Regions from separate parts of the Homo sapiens genome. Here region 2 is linked to region 1. Evidence: read pairs that join two places in POLR2A ChIA-PET (ENCODE). Cell type or tissue: PC-9. All regions are shown on one strand.

The links. Peaks named below come from ENCODE experiments on the same cell type or tissue, not always from the same donor. Only the 100,000 strongest peaks of a DNase experiment are listed, where the experiment ranks them.
Region 2: POLR2A ChIA-PET joins it to region 1 with 10 read pairs; 3 of 35 experiments call an interaction of 5 or more read pairs at or near these places.

What each region holds. Positions count from the first base shown.
Region 1 is chr2:75,593,833-75,598,832 of GRCh38, reverse strand. No RefSeq gene overlaps it. Among named protein-coding and RNA genes, the nearest start is that of EVA1A, 35 kb to the right of the region's middle. In PC-9, no CTCF peak of the experiment used is centred here; DNase peaks (open chromatin) are centred at 1,882 and 2,862; H3K27ac peaks cover 2,403 bases.
Region 2 is chr2:75,653,908-75,658,907 of GRCh38, reverse strand. MRPL19 (mitochondrial ribosomal protein L19) reads right to left here. Exons shown (of 6, transcript NM_014763.4): 5 at 3,991-4,172; 6 at 1-3,844. The coding sequence ends at 3,623. Among named protein-coding and RNA genes, the nearest start is that of MRPL19, 9.6 kb to the right of the region's middle. In PC-9, no CTCF peak of the experiment used is centred here; no DNase peak of the experiment used is centred here.

The DNA of each region.
Region 1 (5,000 bases):
AGCCTGGGTGTGTAGCGTCGTTGCTGCCCGGGAGCTCTGTGTGTCTGGCTGGCTGAGATCAGCTGTCACCATGTACAAGCCTACAAAGGATGTGGACTCACAGACTGTACTTGTCAGTCAGCAAATTATACATCAGAACCAGTGATTCACAGCCTTTGAAGATTGGTGGGGACCTCAAAGATAATCCAATTTGACTCTAATTTCACAGGTGAGAAGCCTGAGGCCCACAGGTCAGAGCAAGGATTATGGTGGATTAAAAATGACAGCGAATTGGCCCAGGTACACAGGGCTGCCCTACATGGTGGGCGTCCTGTAGGCGTCTCAGTTGGCTTGGAGGACCTGGGGCTTATAATTGGGCGCCAGGGTTGGGGGTGGCTGCTTCTGCGGGGCACCGCAGCCTTGGAGAGGTGGCTGGTAGTTGGAGGGCAGCGAGTAGGCATTCTGGTGGGCTTTGCGGAAGGAGGGCGGGGGTCATGGACTGCAGGGCGTTTCTGAAGTCGGCGTGGACGGCTTGCTCTGCCAGGGAGAGGGGCCCCCCACAACGAGGCCATCTCCTTGGCCCATAATCCTACTTGTACTTCATGCGCCGGTTCTGGAACCAAATCTTGATGTGGTGCTGGCTGTGGTACAGCAGGTTGGCCATCTGTAGGCGCGAGGCCCACGCAGGCGGCATGGAAGTGGAACTCGCTGTCCAGCCCCACCCACTGCGCGCTCCTAGGACTCCCTGGGACTCGTGTCTTCCTCACCGCCGCTGCCGCCCCCTGTTGGATGCAAAGGGCAGGGGTGGGAAGGGGAAAAGTAAAATATAATAACTGGGGGGAGGGGCGAGGAGGCTGGGAAAGGTGACTGGAAAACAAACAAGGTGACCGAAAATGCCTTGACATTTCTCCCATTTAGTGGTGGGAACTACATCCCTCCCGCACCACTTCGCCCCACCCCACCCCGATTCTGGACAGGTTCTGTAATTGCTTGGCCTGCCTAAGTGACACTGTGCCAGTTTATGGCCTCAGGCCTTACGGGACCAGCGGCTTCCACTTCCTGCTCTGGGAATCTGGACTCTCGGAACCCAAATGCCATACTGCGAGGAAGCTTCAGCAGCCCCAGAGACACATGTGGGAAGGAGTTAGGGTCCCTGGTCAGCAGCCTCTGCCGACAGTCAGCATTTTGGAGCTAACTAGGAAGTGGATCCTCCAGCTCCATTCAAGACTTCCTTGTTGGAAATACATGGAACAAGAACAGCCGTCTGCTCAGAGTTCTCCCCAAAATGCAGATTAATGAGCAAACTAGATGTTTGTTGCTATGTGAAGCCACTGAGTTTTGGGATGGTTTTTTTGTTTGGTTTGGTTTGGTTTTTTGAGACGGAGTCTCACTGTCGCCCAGGCTGGAGTGCAGTGGCGCAACCTCGGCTCACTGCAACCTCCGCCTCCCGGATTCACGCCATTCTCCTGCCTCAGCCTCCTGAGTAGCTGGGACTACAGGCGCCCACCACCACGCCCGGCTAATTTTTTGTATTTTTAGTAGAGACGGGGTTTCACCGTGTTACCCAGCATGGTCTCGATCTCCTGACCTTGTGATCCGCCCGCCTCGGCCTCCTAAAGTGCTGGAATTACAGGCGTGAGCCACCGCGCCCGGCCGGGATGGTTTTCTACACAACACTAGGTAACCAGAACAAGGACCGAGTTGTGGGCTTTCTGACTCTCAGCCAGTGTTTCTTTCACTCTATTTTGCTGGAGCTCAGTGGTTCCCTGTGAGTCTCCTGGTCACTCAGTAGTCTCAGCGCTCTGTGAGGTTGGACATGCTGGTAAATCACCCTGCATAAGGACGGCTGGATGACTCAATGTCTTCAGCAGAAGTCACCAAACCTAATGATCATGAGAATCCCTGGGGTGTGAAGTAAGAGGTGTCCTCTACTCAACGAATTCTCTGACTCATCTATTAATTCAATTTTGACACTAACTGCCTGGAGTGAGTGTCAGGCAACACAGGGTTAAGGTCTCAGACCCACAAGACTGCTCTCACTTCAGGAGCCAGTCACAAGTATCAAGCCCCCAAAGTTACCAAATTGGCCACAAACTTGGGGGTTCTCATAGCTTCTCCTGGCCCAAGTTTTGATAATTTGTTAGAACAATTCACAGAACTCAGAAAAATGCTATATTTACTATTGAAGTTGATTATAAAGGATACAAATGAACAGCTAGGTGAAAAGGTACATAGCACAAGGTTTGGGAGGGTCCCAAGTGCAAGAGCCTTTGGGGATGTGTTTGCCAGTTTGGAAGCTCTCTGAGCCCCATCTTTTAGGGTGTTTTTTTTTTTAATGGAGATTCTGTTACAAGGGCATAATTGATTAAATTATTGGCCATTTGTAATTTGACTCAATTTCCAGCTCCACTCCCCTCCCGAGAGGTTCAAGAGTGGAACTGTGTAGCTCAAAGTTTCAACCCTCCACTCACATGGCTGATCCCCCTGGAACCCATGAGAAGCTATCTCAGGCCCACCCTGAGTCACCTCATTAGTATAGACTCAGATATGTTTGAAAAGAGCTTGTTATGAATAACGAGACATCCCTAACACTTCTAACAGTCAGAAAATTCCAAGGGTATTAGAAGCTCAGTGCCAGAAATGGGGGACAAGGACCAAATAAGCCTTTTTATTTTACTACAGAGGATTAAGTATGTAGATTCTTGGGACCTATTCCAACTGTATATTGAATTAAAATTCTTAGGAATAAGACTCAGACATCTCTTTTTTTCTTTCTTTTTTTTTTTTTTTCCTGCTGGTTTGTTGATCTTGGACATTCCTAGTTTCTAAAGCATCCCCAGTGATTCTGATGACCAGCTAGCTTTGAAAATTACTGATCATGAATCATTTGTGAGGAATTTGGAGAAACATCCCAGCATCACCTACATGCACAGATTATTCTAAACTAGACATTACTGGATTTTTCCACTTATGTTAAGATTCTTGGGCAGGATGAGTTTTTTCTACTTCTTGGTTAAGCCAACCTGAGGCCTCCAGGTTCTCTCCAGACCTGTGCTTCAACTTGGTGTTGGCCTGGGATCCTCAATATAGATGTCTCTGATGCCCCTGGGCCAGGCTAATGTGAGTTATTAATGTTGTTTGCCAACTATTTATAGCTCTTCTCTCTTCTGGGCACATGGCAGAATTGCACTTTCTTGCATCCTTTGATTAAGTGGGCCCATATACCTAGCTCTGGCCAATGATCAGAAGTGATGTGTGTCACTTCTGGGCCAGAACATTTTATTACCAGTGCAAGATCCTCCAGAATTCTCTGTCTTTCTATCTGCATGGTGGGAGTGGCAACTTTCTGAATGGCAGTTGCTCTGTTAGTATGAGTTCCTGAGTGACTGTGATGTACAGGACCTCCTTGCTGACTTACGATGGACGTGTAGTATTAGCAATAAAGAGATTTTTATTGTTTGAAGCCACTGAGATTTGGGGGATGTTTGTTATGGTAGCATAGTCTAGTCTAGCCTGATTGATCTAGGCAGAGATTGTAGGCTTATCCCTCTGAAGCTTTCTCATTCTTTTGTGGCTTTGGGATTAGGATCATGCCTCTTAACCAATTTGGGTTTTTTTTTTTCTACTTCAAAGACTTATTAATGACAAAAGTCTCTCCTTATTAATGCAGGAATTAGCACTCTTTCACCCAGTAAACTTGTCAGGGGCCTGTCAGTATTCTCAGAACAACCAGTAACTGTTGAGAAAATGATGCTATCAGTTGAATGGTAGTGGCTTTTGTTTGCTTATCATGTGCAACTCATAATTATGAATGCCGGGACATAAACTAACAAAGAAAATTCTAGTTAACAGTGTTTAAAATACTTCATAGAGTATTGTCTTTTTAAAGGGCTGTCTTACAGACATGCTTCACAATTTTTCTGAAAAGCCAGTGGTGTGAGATAATCTGTCTGTCAGTGAAATTAGTGTCGTTTTCCTACCCTCAGCAAAGGTGATATTTATTAAAACTGTTTTTTAGAGATTATTTTTCTCTCTTACTTTAGTACAGAAGTCAAGACCCCTGGTAATCAAAGAGAGGAAGCACTGCGTTACCTCCTGAGTCAGCACATAGATGGGGCTGCGTCTATGCAGCTGTGACTTGTCATTGATTGCCATTCTTTTCCTTGGGGGAAGAACATAAACTTTTTTATGGCTGCTTTCTTTCATCTTTTATGCAAAAATAGCCACCAATGCTTCTTGTGTTGGTATCCTGGGTGATGAGTTTTCTTTATTCAGTTTATAGGTAATTATCTCCCTATTAGATCAATCATTTAATTTTATTTCTACATATAGAAGTTTTTACCTTTTGTACAAGTAATATGTGTATACATTCTGTTTATAAATAATTCAAGTACTGCAAATAATGCTGAAATCCCCGTTTGCCACTTCTCATTTTCCTCTCCAGGGTGAATTATATGTGTGTATCCCTTCGAATTTTTACATACATATTTACATGCACATGTGTACTTGTGAAATTATAATATTTTTATGTTTTAATTTTTCACACAAATGGAATTTATTGTATGTACTGTTCTAAAATGGCTTTATTCACTTAACATATCTTAGAGAGTTTTCCATATTGGTATAAATGGAGAAAACTCATTCTGTCTGTTTATTTTCTATAATATGCATGTGCCATATTATTTAATAATTACCCTACTCACAGACACTAAGGTTATTTCTAAGATTTTATTATTACAATAATGTGGCCACAAATGTTTTTATACACATGACTCTGTACAGATGTGAATGTTTCTCTAGAATTGATACAGAGCAATGAAATGGCTTTGTCAAAGAATCTAAAACTTTAATTTTAGCAGATATTTCCCAATCTCCCTCCAAATTGTCTGAATCATTATGTAACAACTATTTCCCCTTATTTTTGCCATCATTTTATATTAAGAAACATTTAACTCAAAGGTAAAAATATTTCATTTCAATTTTCATTTCTTCAATTAGTAGAGAGGTTAAACTGTTTCTAT
Region 2 (5,000 bases), 60 kb before region 1:
TCCAAAGACACAAATACATGGAACACATAGAAAAAGATACTCTGTGCAAAAATTTTTTTAAAAAAAGAGAACCTTAACACATTGTAAACCACCTTGACCTAAGAGACATATAGAAAACTACAGTCAACAATAGCATGATAAATATTTTGCTCAAGTGTATGAGGAACATTCTCCAGGACAGACCATCTATCAGGCCACACACCAATTCTCAAAAACATTAAAATCATACTAAGTATCTTCTCTAATCACAATGGAATGAACTTGGAAATCAATAACAAAAAAACAGTGGGAAATTCATAAACATGTAGAAATTAACACACTCAACCAGGGGATCGAAGAAGAAATCACAAGAGAAATAAAACATGACATTATCTAGCAATTCTACTCAAGATGTATACCCAAAAGAACTTAGAAACAGGCAATCAAATACATACTTGTTATGTCAATGTTTACTGCAGCATTATTCACAATAGCCAAAAGGTAGACATATCCCAGTGTTCATCAGAAGATGGATGAACAAAATGTATATACATACAATGGAATATTATTTAGTCATAAAAACAAATGAAATTCTGACACATGCCACAACATGGATGAATCTTAAGGACTGCTTGAGGCCAGGAACTCAAGACCAGCATGGGAAACATAGCAAGACCACATCTCTACAAAAAACAAAATCAGCCAGGCGCAGTTAATGTGTGCCTATAGTCTTAGCTACTCAAGGAGGATTGCTTGAGCCCAGGATTTTGAGGCTGCAATGAGCTATGATCACACCACTGCACTCCTACCTGAGTGATAGAATGAGACCTTGTCTCAAAGATAAAAAGAAAGATTTGAGGTTACCTGGGGTTGGGAGAGATACAGGAATGAGGTTATTGCTCAACAGTTACAGAGTTTCAGTTTGGGGTGATGAGAAAATTTTGGAAATAGTAGTAATAATTTCACAACATTGTGATGTAATTAATGCCTCTGACTTGTAAATTTAAAATGTTTACAATGGCAAATTATGTTTTATATATATATCCTACCACAATAAAAAAAAAAAGCTTTAGATTATGCACATTTAATTTTATTTCTGGGGGAAGATTTGCTTTACTTCTGGGGAAAAATTCACAAGAATTTTAAAGATATTCCTACAGAGTAAAAAGCATGATTGTTTACATGTTTTTGAGCACCTGTACTTACAAGCTGATCATACATTTGCAGAGCTTTAGGTCCTAAAATATACTGTCCCATCTACCATTCTACCAAGATTGAAGTGTGTTTATCAAGACAGAAAAAGAACAGGTTTTAATAGCTATCTTCTAACAAGATAAAGAGAAGAAAAATATAAGATATAGGCTCTTGTTAACCTTTTATTTTGAGAGGTTCTTTTGAGAGGTTATCTCAGCAAATAATCTAAACAAGTGAAGGATAGGATATCTATTACTTGTTGACAGTAGTTAGATGACTATATAATCATTAGTGAAAAAGATCAAGGAAGTAGCTGAAAGCTGCTGTCTGACAGACCCCTAGACAATCTCCTTCCTGGACAGACCCCTCCAGGAAGGAGATTGGAAGCCTCTATTCTAGGGAATCTGACAAAACCAAAATATTCATGTGGAGGAGGGGACTCCCAAAAAAGCCCATTCAGATAATCCTAAAGACAGCCCCTTCCCACAACCCAAAGGCTTTCCAAGCTTTTTAGTCCCTCTTTCAACCATAAGAAGACAGCCAAAGATTATCAGATATCCTGGAAAAGTCTGAAATATAGACAACAAAAAATAAATACAGAAAGAAATTTGGAGGAAATAGATGCGCAAACAATTTTAAATGAAAAAAAAATACACTATATTGAATACCCCTTATCTGTGAACAAATCCATAGATAAAGGCTTTTTGGTTGTAAGAAAAGGAACTTCTACAAATCAAGAAGGGGTCTTAAGATTTTAAAATACAATAGCAAAGAGTTGGAAGATTGAGCTAAAGAGCTAAAAAACAGAGACTGGGGTCAAGGGAGGGAGGTAAGAAAATAGATACCCAGTGCTGGATATCCAACATCCAAATAATAGTTGGGAGAACAAAGCAGCAGAGAATAAATCATCAACCAATGCTAAGTGTTTCCCAGAACTGACAGAAATGAGTTACTATCTGGAAGGGTTCACCTAAAACCCAATACAATGGATAAATATAGACCCACACCAAGACACATCATCATGAAATTTATGATGGGGAAATCAAAATGGCATTGGATTTCTCAATACAACAATAGAAACAAAGAAAATGGAGCAACAATATTTTTAAAGTCCTGAAGGAAAATTACCTCCTACCTAAACGTATAAAGTATCAATCAAACATGAGACATGCAAGGTCTCAAAAATTTTACCTCCACACAAACTTCCTCTAGAAGCTACCAAAGGATGTGCTGCAGCAAAACAAGTTAGTACTCAATAAAATGGAAAACATGGAATCCAGAAAACAGCTGAGCGCAGGAAAGAAGTTAGTCCCAAGACAGCTAGGAACCAGAGGGCAGATCTGAAGGTAACTCAATGGATAGGCTGAGAGTTGCCTTCAAGATTTAGGATAGTACTGTATTTTTTAACCTGAGGAACAGTATATCCAGGTGAGTATGGACCAAATTACATGTTTTTCTTTAGCATGTGTGCTTATACCCCAGCTTTCCAATCCATGCTGCATGGATCAGCAACAACACTCATATCATACCAAAGGTATTGTTTTAACCTAATCCTAAGATACAGAGTTTGATTCATCATGCTGTGAGCATCAAAAAACAGTTTACTTCCTCTAACCACATTTCTGCAACATCCAGCTACCCAGTATAATCCTGCCAGATACCTTGTGGTGAGCCTTCTGTTTAGCAGAACTCACTCATAACCTTAGCCATGAATTTGCTCAAAATTGGCCTCTGTAAACTCTCAGAGGAAGCTGAAGCCAGACTATGACCCAAAGACTGTAACGTTTCCCTTGAAGCCTTCATGCAATAATAGTAATACTGCCCCTTTATACTTGCTAACAGGTTTTTTTTTTCAGGTTTTTCAAAATTAAATATATTGTTGAAGAATATATGTGTTGGCAGTAAACTAAAAGAAATGCAAGGGAATAATTAACAAGTCAAGATGATATTTACATTTAAAAAGGAGAGAGATACAATTGCAGATTTACTGGAGTCTTCTGAGATCTTATTAAATGTTTTATTTCTTAACATTCCTACATATTAATAAATGTTCTATTTCTTAACCTGATAGTGGGTACATGAATGTTTATTATTCTGTAAATCATATTGTGCTTATGAATTGTTTCACAATTAAAAAAAAAATTCATCCCACCTATTCCCTTTGCTCAGGTTCCATGCTCATTAAAGACCATTCTGGTGATGCTCTGACTTCTATTGTAGCTTTGCCTCCAATAAGCAAATGGACATTGGTCCATTTGGCATGTGTAATTCTCTTTTTAGAGTAATAAACTGGTGTACAAGTTTTATTTTAGAAAAAAAGTATTAATAAAACAATGAATGCTTAGTTCACTTAATTACTATGTTCTTATAAATGAAATTAAATTGGTCTCAAAATATATCCTCTTAGAGCCAATGTATCTTCTGCAACTAACCAAATTCATTCTCAGAATCAAGACCTTTTCGACGCTTCAATTTCCTTCCATATTGCAGCTTCAATTTTTGAAGTATCATATTCCCTCATCATATCAAATTCAAGCCATGGCTGATTCCACTTCTGAGCTTCTTTCATTTGCTGTTCAGTTAAACAAAGATCAAATCTGATTCCTTTAATATTAAAATTTGGACGTTCCCAGCGTTTAGACCAGGGCTTAGGCTTCATTTTTACTTTCAGCTAAGGAAGATTAAAAAAAAAAAAAAAAAAAAAGCAATAATTAGGCTGATAGGCATGAGCAAAAATTCTTCTGAAGTTTTCATTAAGATGATTCTTTCTTTCTTATTTTATACTTGAACTTCTAGTTTCAAATGTATAACCCATACCTCATTAACAGGAACTTTTTGGTTAGGCTCTTGTACTACTGGCTTCATATTCACATCAAAAGTGCTATATTCAGGAAGGGCATCTCGTAAGTATAGCAAGCTATCATCCAGCCGTTTCTCTAATTTGACCACCTGAATCTCCTGGACCCGAGGATTATAAAGTTCAAAGCAAATCTCGACACCTAAATAGAACAGAAAACATATTCTTACAATCTAAGTCCACGTTCCTATACATGTTTCATACTGCAGTAAAAGCATTTCATAAAGGAATTAGCACAAAGTTTTGCATGTAGAAAATGTGCCGTTAATTTGAAATTTTTAAGATAAAGATTACTGAAAGAAATAGAAATAAGCTAAAATCCATTTAAATATAAAGTTAGAAAGTCTGAATTGGAATGATAGTCTAAAAAAGAAAAAAATGGCTTCTAGAAATATGTTGAGTCACATATCTCTTCAATTCTCATAGTAGTAACTTCAGAGAAAGTCTGAATTCTTCCCTATGTCACGTTTTTTATCTCCCAATTACTTGAAGAAAAATCAATCTTCCATGTTAAGAGTAATAAGACTAATGGTACAAAAGAAGTAAAATATTAAGTTCCAACTTTGGTTAGAAGCTCCTTTGATTAAGGATTAGTGGATTAAAGGGATGGAGAGAACTAGTTTTGCCTTTTGCCCTTCCACCTTTCACCATGTGAGGGCACAGTGCTTGGCCCTTCCAGAGCACACAGCAACAAGGCACCATCTTGGATGCAGGGAAGGAGGCCTCACCAAATACAAAACCTGCCAGCACCTTGAACTTAGATTTCCCAGCCTCCCGAACTGTGAGAAATAAATTTCTGTTCTTTCTAAATTACCCAGCCTGTAGCATTTTGTTACAACAGCACGAACAGAATAAGCCACCAGAAATGTAAACCAGAGAGACTGCACAAATGCAAGCAGATGATGGTGACATGGATGAGGGTGATAGCAATGTAGAGGGAAGAACAGGCAAAATTGTGATATATTTTTTG